Regions from separate parts of the Mus musculus genome. Here region 2 is linked to region 1. The links are chromatin loops, found by intact Hi-C in ENCODE. Cell type or tissue: heart. All regions are shown on one strand.

Region 1 (5,000 bases):
CTTGAAAAAAGACAAGTCCTTTTCAGTAGGTGAAAGAGCTATGGCAGAAAGCTCTTGAAACAGGTTTTATGTTGGAACCCATCTTTCATATTCCAATATATATGCATATATATATATATCCATCTCTGGCCCTTTAACTTTTTCAAAGGGCATACATGATAGAAGGCAAATGTAGCCTGTTCCACATATGAGTTTAGGTAGTGATTAAGTGTTTTGCAATAGTATTAATACCATAGCACTGGAACTGCCTATTCTTCTGAGTAGTGACCCTTCCTTTACCTGAAAATGTATAGACAAACTTTGCACCTGCTTTGTTTGGTGCTGGTATAGAGTACATACCTAATGCATTGTATAAACCAATAAAGCATAAAATGCAAACACAGAATGGATACTAGTTCAAGAAACTTTTGCTATGTAATGAATCACCTAAAAAGGCAGTGGTTTAAAACAACAGTGACACATTATTTTTCATGATTGTATATTGGCTCTAGGATGAAGTCGCATTTTTTGAGAGAATATCACTATGGCTGGGATAGTTAGGTGTCTCTTTCAATGTCTCTTTTCTTCCAGAATGAATAGGACCAGAATGTGTATGAATGCTATGCGGTGTATATGTGGGACACCACGCAGGTGCCTGGCTCCTGAGGAAGTCATAGAGGGCTTCATATTTGCTGGAACTGGAGTTATGGAGAGTTGGAAATCACCATGTAGGTCCTTAGACTCAAACTTGGGCTGTTTATTTACTGCAAGAGCAGTAAGTTCTCTTAACTAGCCATCTTTCTAGCCCCATTACATTTTAAAAGTTTTTTTTAAAAAAAGATGTGTGTGAGTGTGTATGCTGTGATTATGAGCTGCTTGGATGCTGGGAACAGAACTCAGGTCTTGTTAAAGCCATTTCTCCAGCAACCCTCACCAACATCCACCCCACCCAATTCTTTCTTAAAACTTAAACTAAATCTAGGGTGATATTACTTTGTTGGGACTACAAATTTGCTTAAAAACCAACAAAATCCATGGCAATCAAATATCTTAGTTATTAGAACATGCATTTAAAAGTTTCTACAAGCTGCTTCAAAAAGAATACAAGTGAACTTGATAATATAGTGTACTCATCCCACTATATCCAAAATACTATCAATGCCAACATAAAACCAATGTGAAACAGAAATTATAACATTTCTTATAAATTCTGGGAATGTAGTGTGTATTTTATTCACAGAACACACTTCATTTCAGTGCTCAGGAGCTAAAAGCAGCCAGTTGCTTCAGTACTAGACAGTGCACATGTAGACTGAACAATTGGAATGCAGGCAATCCTCTCTCCAGAGTAGGCATGCAGCCAGTATTTTTGAAAAGTGTATAAGAAAGATAAAGGGACTCTGCAAACCTTGAAGCAAAGTTTTCTATGTTCTACCGTTTTCTTTCTTTCTTTCTTTCTTTCTTTCTTTCTTTCTTTCTTTCTTTCTTTCTTTCTTTTGATTTTTTGAAACAGGGTTTCTCTGTGTAGCTTTGGCTGTCCTAGAATTCACTTTGTAGACCAGGCTGGTCTCGAACTCAGAAATCCACCTGCCTCTGCATCCCAAGTGCTGGGATTAAAGGCATGTGCCACCACACCTGGCTACCGTTTTCTTTAAAGTGTAGCTTTGGGGGGGTGGGGGTGGGGGGGACCGCACATCAGGAGACATGCCATTCCAGCATATCAAACCAGTGAGTGTAGGGCTTCCCGACTCCTAGGAAGCCTGAATCATCCGGGATGTTGACTCATCAGCCTGAGGTGAGTGAAAAATAGTGAACCAATTTTGCCTTCCAAGGCATCTATTTCAACGTTCCTTCCCCCTTCTCCCTTTCTGGTGACTCATTCTCCGTGCACTTTTAGAGTCCAGCAGAATGCAAGGCCGAAAGCATTCTAAACAGTGAGCCCAGAGCTCCGGGTAATCTAGCACAGCTGTTTTGCCTACCTCATTCCAGGCCTGCAGTCTAGAAAGGGAGGGAACTTGAAAGTGTCAAATAAATGTTTTGTTTTTCTTTCTCCTTTTGAGGTGGTGGTAGTTATGCGTTGGGACCATGTCTGAAAATAAGTCTTTTATCTAAAAAAATCCGTAAGACCTAATTCAGTCTTGTTAGTACCTTTCTCCACTTTTTTTTTTTTTTTTCCCTTTTCGGGGAGGAAACTTTCCACTCCTAGGTCCCCAGGATAACGCCCTTCCACAGGCTTCTTGGAAAACTCTCCAAATCCTGGGACCGCAGCCCGCCCCCTTTTGGTAGACTAAAATCCCGCTGTAGGCAAGGCCAAGTCCCCGCCCCATTCCCCAACTACACTAGGTGGGGGTGGATCCCAGCTCCAAACCCCGCCCTCCGAACGCCACCAAGGAAGTATGGCAGGCTCCGCCTGCACCCTATTTCTATTGGACAACCCCGTGATCCATCTTCTCTATCCCGCAGCCTATTGGCTCTCTGTCCCCCGCGCCAGCCAGCCCTCCCCTGCCGGGAAGGTGAGTCACGCCAAACTGGGCGGAGAGTCTGCCCTCCTCTCTCAGTTGCTCATCTGGGCGGCGGCGGCTGCTGCAACTGAGGACAGGGCGGGTGGCGCATCTCGAGCGCGGAGGCAGGAGGAGAAGTCTTATTGTTCCTGGAGCTGTCGCCTTTGCGGGTTCCTCGGCTTGGTTCGGCCAGCCCGGCCTCTGCCAGTCCTGCCCAACCCCCACAACCGCCCGCGGCTCTGAGGAGAAGTGGCCCGCGGCGGCAGTAGCTGCAGCATCATCGCCGACCATGGAAGACATAGACCAGTCGTCGCTGGTCTCCTCGTCCGCGGATAGCCCGCCCCGGCCCCCGCCCGCTTTCAAGTACCAGTTCGTGACGGAGCCCGAGGACGAGGAGGACGAGGAAGACGAGGAGGAGGAGGAGGACGACGAGGACCTGGAGGAATTGGAGGTGCTGGAGAGGAAGCCCGCAGCCGGGCTGTCCGCGGCTCCGGTGCCCCCCGCCGCCGCACCGCTGCTGGACTTCAGCAGCGACTCGGTGCCCCCCGCGCCCCGCGGGCCGCTGCCGGCCGCGCCCCCCACCGCCCCTGAGAGGCAGCCGTCCTGGGAACGCAGCCCCGCGGCGTCCGCGCCATCCCTGCCGCCCGCTGCCGCAGTCCTGCCCTCCAAGCTCCCGGAGGACGACGAGCCTCCAGCGCGGCCTCCGGCGCCAGCCGGCGCGAGCCCCCTAGCGGAGCCCGCCGCGCCCCCTTCCACGCCGGCCGCGCCCAAGCGCAGGGGCTCGGGCTCAGTGGGTGAGTGCTGCTGCGCGTTACGCCCCTCCCTCTTTTGTGTCTTGGCCCGGGGGAGGAGGGGACGGGCAGGGCTGCTCGGGACCCTAGGGCTTTGTCTACGAGTGGCAGGGTGATGGCGCCCCCGCTGGCGGGAGGCGGGCAGAAGGGTGGGGCGGCCTCGGAAGCCTGGGTGCCTTCATTGTTTGTCGGGGTTTCGGGGAGCACGTGCACCGCTGCCAAGTCGCTGGTTCCCATTCCAGCACGAAGTTCTCGCCTATCAGCAGCTAGGAGTGTGTTGAAGAACTAGGATGGTGGATTCCTTGGGCTGGGCTGGGCTGGGCTGGGCTGGGCTGGGCTGGGCTGGGCTTGGAGGTGGGAATGGGAAGGCTGTGGTGCCCTAATCCCTTTATTTAAAGGATGGGCGTTTGTCGACCACTCTACAGTTTTTTTATTTTTTAGGGCCTGCCTTCCTTCCTGCCGGGCGTCGGGGGATCCCCTTGCACTAATCCCCTGTTTCTTTCTCCCTTTATTGGTGGGGAACTGGCCGAGCTGCTAACGTCTATACAGTAACCCAACTGCGGTGAAGGGGGAGCGAGCGCCTCCAGTGGCGTGGTTCCAGGAGAAAAGGGAAGGAGAGACTTTTGGTGAAGTTCTGCCACCGCCCAGTTCATTTGTGTTTAATGTGGTGATTCCTACACCAGCCTGAGAAACGAGATCTGGGCATTTTGTTCCGATGGGGCATAGTTATCCAGGGCCTCAGTTGTGCTGTAAAAGAAATTGCCAAATTTAATGGCATCTCTTAGCCTTTAAATGCATCGAGATTGACTTGTAGAGAAAAGGCAAAATGGTTGACCTTAAAAAGGGGCAAACCTGTGGATTCCTGGTCAGGAATTAGTTGAACTTGTGGTAGATTTATCCTGAGACATAATGAAATGTTTTAGGGCAAATGTTCCTATATTAGTTAGAAGTTTTTATAAGTATATGATTTACATTGACAAAATGCATTGAATATTGTTTTATTGCCCTTTTTATTTTGGAAAGGGAAAAAAATCAAATTTTGTAAAGAACGAGAATGCATCTTAAGTAGTTTATTACTTTGGGACAAAGTGTCTTGCTAGCAAAAAGCCTTTTTTTTCTTTTTGTAAAGTAAGGTAAAAAATTAAATGGTATAACTGCCTGCTGGGAAATTTTCACAACATTCCAGATCTAGGAGGTTTTATTTTTTTAGAGAAATAATATCACCCCAGAGCTTGCAGTATCTTTTTTATTACAATTAACTCTCTTATAATGGGGATAATGAATCAATAGAAGTGATCCTGGGTAACAATTCATTATGGGCACACCAAAGGCACTATTCAAAAACAACTCCTACAGTAAAGAATTTAGATGAAGACTGCCTTGTCTTTTCATTTTTATTTTCCTTTCCTTTTTTTTGAGGGAAACTAAAGTAGAAAAAAATAAAGTATTAAAATTTTAAACTGGAAACAATGATTGGCCAAACTATACTTTTCATTTTTTCTACTTTCATAGAAACAAGATAAATAGTTTTGTCCTTTGAATATGGAGGGGACTCAGGCAGCATCAGCATTTTCTTGAAATACTGACAAATTTTAGAAGATTTAGAAATACTAACAAAGTTTAGAAGACAAAAGAGGAATGTTGTCTACCCAGGAATTTTGTACTCATTGTGTTTTTTGGAAGCTTTATTCCCTTTATTGAACACAACAACAGTGAGTTGTGGTTGTTG
Region 2 (5,000 bases), 140 kb before region 1:
TTTTTCCAAGAGTAAAAGCCCTGGAACTTTCTCTGTAACCAGGCTGCCTCTACCTCCTTAGTGTTGAGATTAAAGTGTGGACTGGGCCATTGCCCAGCCTGAGCATTTTATCGTCTTTGTGACTCAGTAAACAGTTCTAGATTAACTTTTAAAAGATTTGTCCTGCAGAGTTTCCAGTTAATCAGATAGCCTGACACTAATGTCAGGAATATTTTACTTTCAAAAGCATCTAAATTTATTAATCTGTTTTCTACCTTAAGAACAAACGTGTCTAGGTCACACAAGCCAGTCATTTTTCTAGTGACAAACTTTACTTGCCTTCCTTATCCTGGATCTTGGCCTTTACATTTTCTATAGTGTCCGAGGGTTCAACCTGCCAAGTTTTGATATATGTAGTTAATATACGGTTACATAGTAAGTCATTAACTGCTAGCTTTATACAAAACGAGCAAGGAGGAGGTGAGCTAAAGGTAATCAATTAAGATGACACCGCGTGCAAACTACCCAGAGTGCTACAATCCAAATTAGTCCCCATACCAGGGCGAGCGACGGCGGGGGAAGCACAGGAACGCGTCTGCCCGGAGAAAAGCGTCTCCCATCACCTACCCTACATTTCGCCACTCGGGATAAAGCAGGCTAAACCGTACCACACCGAAAACCAAACGTTGTTTTTGCTAAGCACCATAATCTCAGCTCAAAGCCAAGTTTCACAACTCAAAACTCAGAAACCCGCCCTCAAACACTAAGGGCCTCAGTCAGGCCTTGGCTTCCTCAACGGCAAGGTGGCCCGTACCTCGAGCGTGATGGTTTTCCCCGTAAGGGTCTTCACAAAGATCTGCATCGTGGCGGCGGCTCCACCTGCATTCGAAAAGAGACGGATTAGATCCGACGACACCCGTGAGAGCGACGCGTAGCGCCACTAGCCAGAGCGCGGCCACAGAGCATACACTCACCCACGATGGCGGATCGGAAAGGAAGATCCGAGCGTGGCCGACGGGGTCTCCTGGCCGAAGGACCCGCCCCTTAGGCGGCCACACACGTGCCTGCGCGCTGCAGCGGAATCGCGGCTGTCTAACGCAGTGCCAGATTTGCTCGTTCGCTCGGTTTCTTTACGCTCTTTTCTCGGTTTACCTCAGAATGGCCTCGAAATGATGTGCTCAACTAAAAAAAATGCCTCAAAAGGCTTTCTTATACAGCCGATGCGATTAAGAGAGGCTTTCCTTTAAAGGGGGCTTGTGAAACATAAGAGAGAGGTAAAACAAGTCTATCTGGGAATTGTAGTTTTACACTGCTTTCTTCTTGTTAGAACTACTTGTCCCAGGATGCATTTCCACACTTCCCGGATACCTGATTACACTGTCTAAGCTGTGGAGTGAGGGTTAGGAGAGAGTCAGGTGAGGACTCAGGGGATGAGGCACTATGATTTGCGCGTGGGTGGGGACTCTCTGGAAATGCCCCGGAGGGAAGGCTTAAGGGCTAGAAAGGCATTTGGGGGCTGAAGGTGTCTGTCACACCGTAGTGAGCTAGCCACATCTAAGGTATAGTCGAAGTCTTTCTAAGTGCAGGTTTCTGCCCCTCCCGGTAGTCCCTTCCGCTACCCTTCATCCGATCGGAAGAAGCTTTTGAGCGTCACGCGCCTCCCTAGTATGAAACGGTTAAATGTATTGGAATTTTCATCTTTTCACGTTTTAAAAAACATACGATAAGAAAATCTGCAGAATGTTTAGTTTTCGACTATAAGTTTAAATGTGGAGCGTGTCCATCCTGGAGAAAATAGGAGCATGTGCCCTCGGGGAAACTTGAAGCTGTTAAAAGCTGGTGCCTTCTCTCAGTCCCTTCTCCACCTCACAAACCCAGTGCCCTTTCTAATGCACCCTCTCAATGTCTTTTCACCCTATCCGTAAGCGTAGGCGTGCTCCGTTTTCTTACAACGAGGATCCGTAACTCCCTAATAATCTCTGTTTGCTCTTTCCTCATTTTAATATACTAGCTCTGCTGCCTCCAAATTACACATTTTGAAAAGTAAAAATGTAGGGCTAGGAGATGACACAGTAGCTAATATTCGATATGCAGAACCCTGGGTTGGAACTCAAGCACCCACTTTTTAAAAAGGTTGGTGTGCTTGGTGGAGTCTGTGACATGGTAGGCCAGCAGAGACAGGAGACTCCCTGGACCTCATTGGCCAGCAGGTTCAATGAGAGATGGGGGCCGACGACCCTACACCCACACATGACATACATATTTCTTAAAATAAGATGGGGCTTCCAGATGGCTCCATCAGTAAAGAAAATTTACATCTGCTCTAGATCTGATCAACCTTGAGATTCAATTGGTGGAGAAAACCAACTCTAGCAAGTTGCCCTCAGACTTTCACAGCGCTCCCTACCCCCGAACTAACGAAGTGCAATAAAAATTTAAAAATAAAAGGTAGACTGATTAAGAAGACCCACACACACACTCAATATAACGTGATCCTCCTGTCTCCACACATGTACCCACACGAATGTGAACATAAACAGAAAAGCAAAAAGTGATGGTGTTATTCCACATCATTCAAATATTTTACTTTGGGGTTAAAGGTTATCTGAGCATGTGTGAGGCCCTAGAATTGATATCCAACACTACAGAGAATAAAATGTGTTGCTTCAAGTAGGAACAAGGGCATAACATAAAAAGATAGCTTTGTCAGAATAAAAGCCCCTAAAAGGATATTAATAGGACACCAAAGGAGGAACTTGGGTTTCTGCCACTACTACTCCGATGTGTGCCCCAGTGACTGTGCCCTTCCCCTGTCTTTGACTATTTGCAATTACATCATCTGTGTCTTACCAAATTTTAAGCTCCAAGGAGCCAGGACCTTATTTTACTTATTGCTGAATCTCTAGCAGTAAAATATTAAATAGACATCCAATAGTGATTGAACTAATGAGTAAAACAAATTGATTTTATATTTGAGAACACTTTAGGGCAGTGATATGGCTCCAAGAGCTAATGCACTTGCTGCCAAGACTGCTGATCCAGTTGCTGGAACCTCCATGGAGGAGGAAGAGGAACGGGCTTCCATAAATTGTCCTCTGACCTCTATGTGTGTACCGTGACAAGCATGTGCCCACACACAGACACTAAGTGATTGTTTTTGTAAAATTGGCACTTTAAGCATACATTGCTTATGGCTTTGCTCAGACTACTTTATGTCCTCTTGTAAATTATGTCCTCTTGACTTTTTGTTATCCAACTCATCAAAATTATTGTGGTGTCTCCCTTATTTTTTTTTTATTTTTAGTTTATTTATTTATTTGAGACAGGACCGTACTATGTAGTCTTGGCTAGCCAGGATCTCACTATGTAGACCAACTTGGCCTTGAACCCACAGACGATCAGCTGTTTCCCTCTCAAGTGATGGGATTAAAGACATGCACCACTATGGAGACTGGTGTCCTGATTCATGTCTGTGGTATTTGAAGCTCAATACATTAGTTTAGATAACTGGTTATATAGCTATATTGCCAATATATCATAAAGTTAACTGAAACACTTATTCAACACATCATTATTTATAGTAGTAAAAGTTCAATAACTAATTGGGATGATTAAATAATTAATGGAATCTCATGCCATGAAAAACTATGCAATACTATCATTAGAGCTCTTTAGAATAAATAAATAAACATTGTTTTTTGACACAGAATCTAACTGTGTAGCCCTAGCTGGTCTGGATTTTACTATGTAGACCAAATTGGCCTTGAACTCATAAAGATCCAACTGTTTCTGCCTCCCAAGTGCTAAGATTAAAGATGTGTCCCAAAAAAAATTTAAAAAAAAGGTGTGTCCCACCACAGCAGTAGCTTAAAATTTTTCTTTTTTGATAGCTTCATATATTTAGTGAGTTTTAGTCTTTTTCACTATCACCCTGTCTCATCCTAACTCCTCCTACTGAAACCCTTCTTCCCAACAAGGCCCTTTCTGCCTGTGTATGTGTGTGTGTGAGTGTGTATGTCTCTGTGTGTGTGCATGGGCTTTGCCTGTGCTTATGTCTGGTGTATCACTTGCATGCCTGGTGCCAGTGGAAGCCAGAAGAAACCATCAGTTTGCTGGAACTGAAGTTACAGATGGTTGTAAGTCACTATGTAGGTGCTGGAATCAAATCCAGATTCAATAAAAAATTAACCAGTGCTTTTAACTGGGACCATCTCTCCAGCCCTAGAAGTCAAGTTTTGTTGTTATTGGAATTGATCTGTTTATTTAAGCATGTGGTGTGTTTTTGTCATATGGGAAGTGAAGGCAGGAAGGTGAGTTATTCAAGGTCATTCTCAGCTACTTAGGAAGTTAGGGTTGCCACAAAGCCTGTCTTTAAACAACAATTTAAAACAATTCAAAACTCAACTAACTATGGTCATTGTTTGATAGATCAATGTCACAGGCACTGAGGTAGAGAAGTATTTGACCTTGTTTGTATCAGCAAGAAGCATACACAGTCATTCCTCACATGAAAAAAGAAACCTTTTGGGAGAGCAAAGTCTCAGCTACTTTCCATTTCACACACCTTAAAATAATTAAAATGTGATATAAAATTTTAAACAGAGGGCTGGAGTATTTCTCAGTGGTACATAGCTTACTTACCATGTTCTAGAGACTGATTTTATCCCCAGTGTTCTGAAATACATGGTGGGTTTGTTTTTAAGTGTTGAATTGAAACCTAAGAAGCTATCATTTAAGTGATACACATGAGAGGAGTCAGCTTGGTTTCCAAAGGAAAGGGGGTTTTCTATGCTTGATCAGCATTCTGGCAGGGTTTCTTGTGTGGAGGTCAGAGGACAGCTTTGTGGAGTTCGGTTTTTCTTTTCCCACCTTTGTTTTGGTCTCTAACTCAGGTCTTCAGGCTTTTGCCCGCAAGTACATTATCTGTTGTGCCCTAAAGGAGGAGTTCTTTGGTTTTTTGTTTTGTTTGTTTGTTTGTTTGTTTGGTTTGGTTTGTTTTTCAAGATGGGGGTTTTTCTGGC

What was found. A loop is a pair of places that touch in the nucleus more often than their neighbours do. Peaks named below come from ENCODE experiments on the same cell type or tissue, not always from the same donor. Only the 100,000 strongest peaks of a DNase experiment are listed, where the experiment ranks them.
Region 2: a loop joins it to region 1, with 7 times the contacts of the local background. A loop is called at or near these places in 32 of 42 quality-filtered maps.

The regions. Positions count from the first base shown.
Region 1 is chr11:29,690,420-29,695,419 of GRCm38, forward strand. It overlaps Rtn4 (reticulon 4), which reads left to right and starts at 2,479. Exons shown (of 9, transcript NM_194054.3): 1 at 2,479-3,274. The coding sequence starts at 2,770. In heart, CTCF peaks have their summits at 2,263 (motif pointing left), 3,330 and 3,868; DNase peaks (open chromatin) are centred at 1,812, 2,402, 3,392 and 3,842; H3K4me3 peaks cover 3,408 bases; H3K27ac peaks cover 2,246 bases.
Region 2 is chr11:29,546,888-29,551,887 of GRCm38, forward strand. It overlaps Rps27a (ribosomal protein S27A), which reads right to left and starts at 1,153. Exons shown (of 6, transcript NM_024277.2): 1 at 954-1,153; 2 at 794-858; 3 at 319-373. The coding sequence starts at 841. Clhc1 (clathrin heavy chain linker domain containing 1) reads left to right here and starts at 1,063. Exons shown (of 12, transcript NM_028504.1): 1 at 1,063-1,253. In heart, CTCF peaks have their summits at 938 and 2,815; DNase peaks (open chromatin) are centred at 984 and 1,324; H3K4me3 peaks cover 2,425 bases; H3K27ac peaks cover 2,256 bases.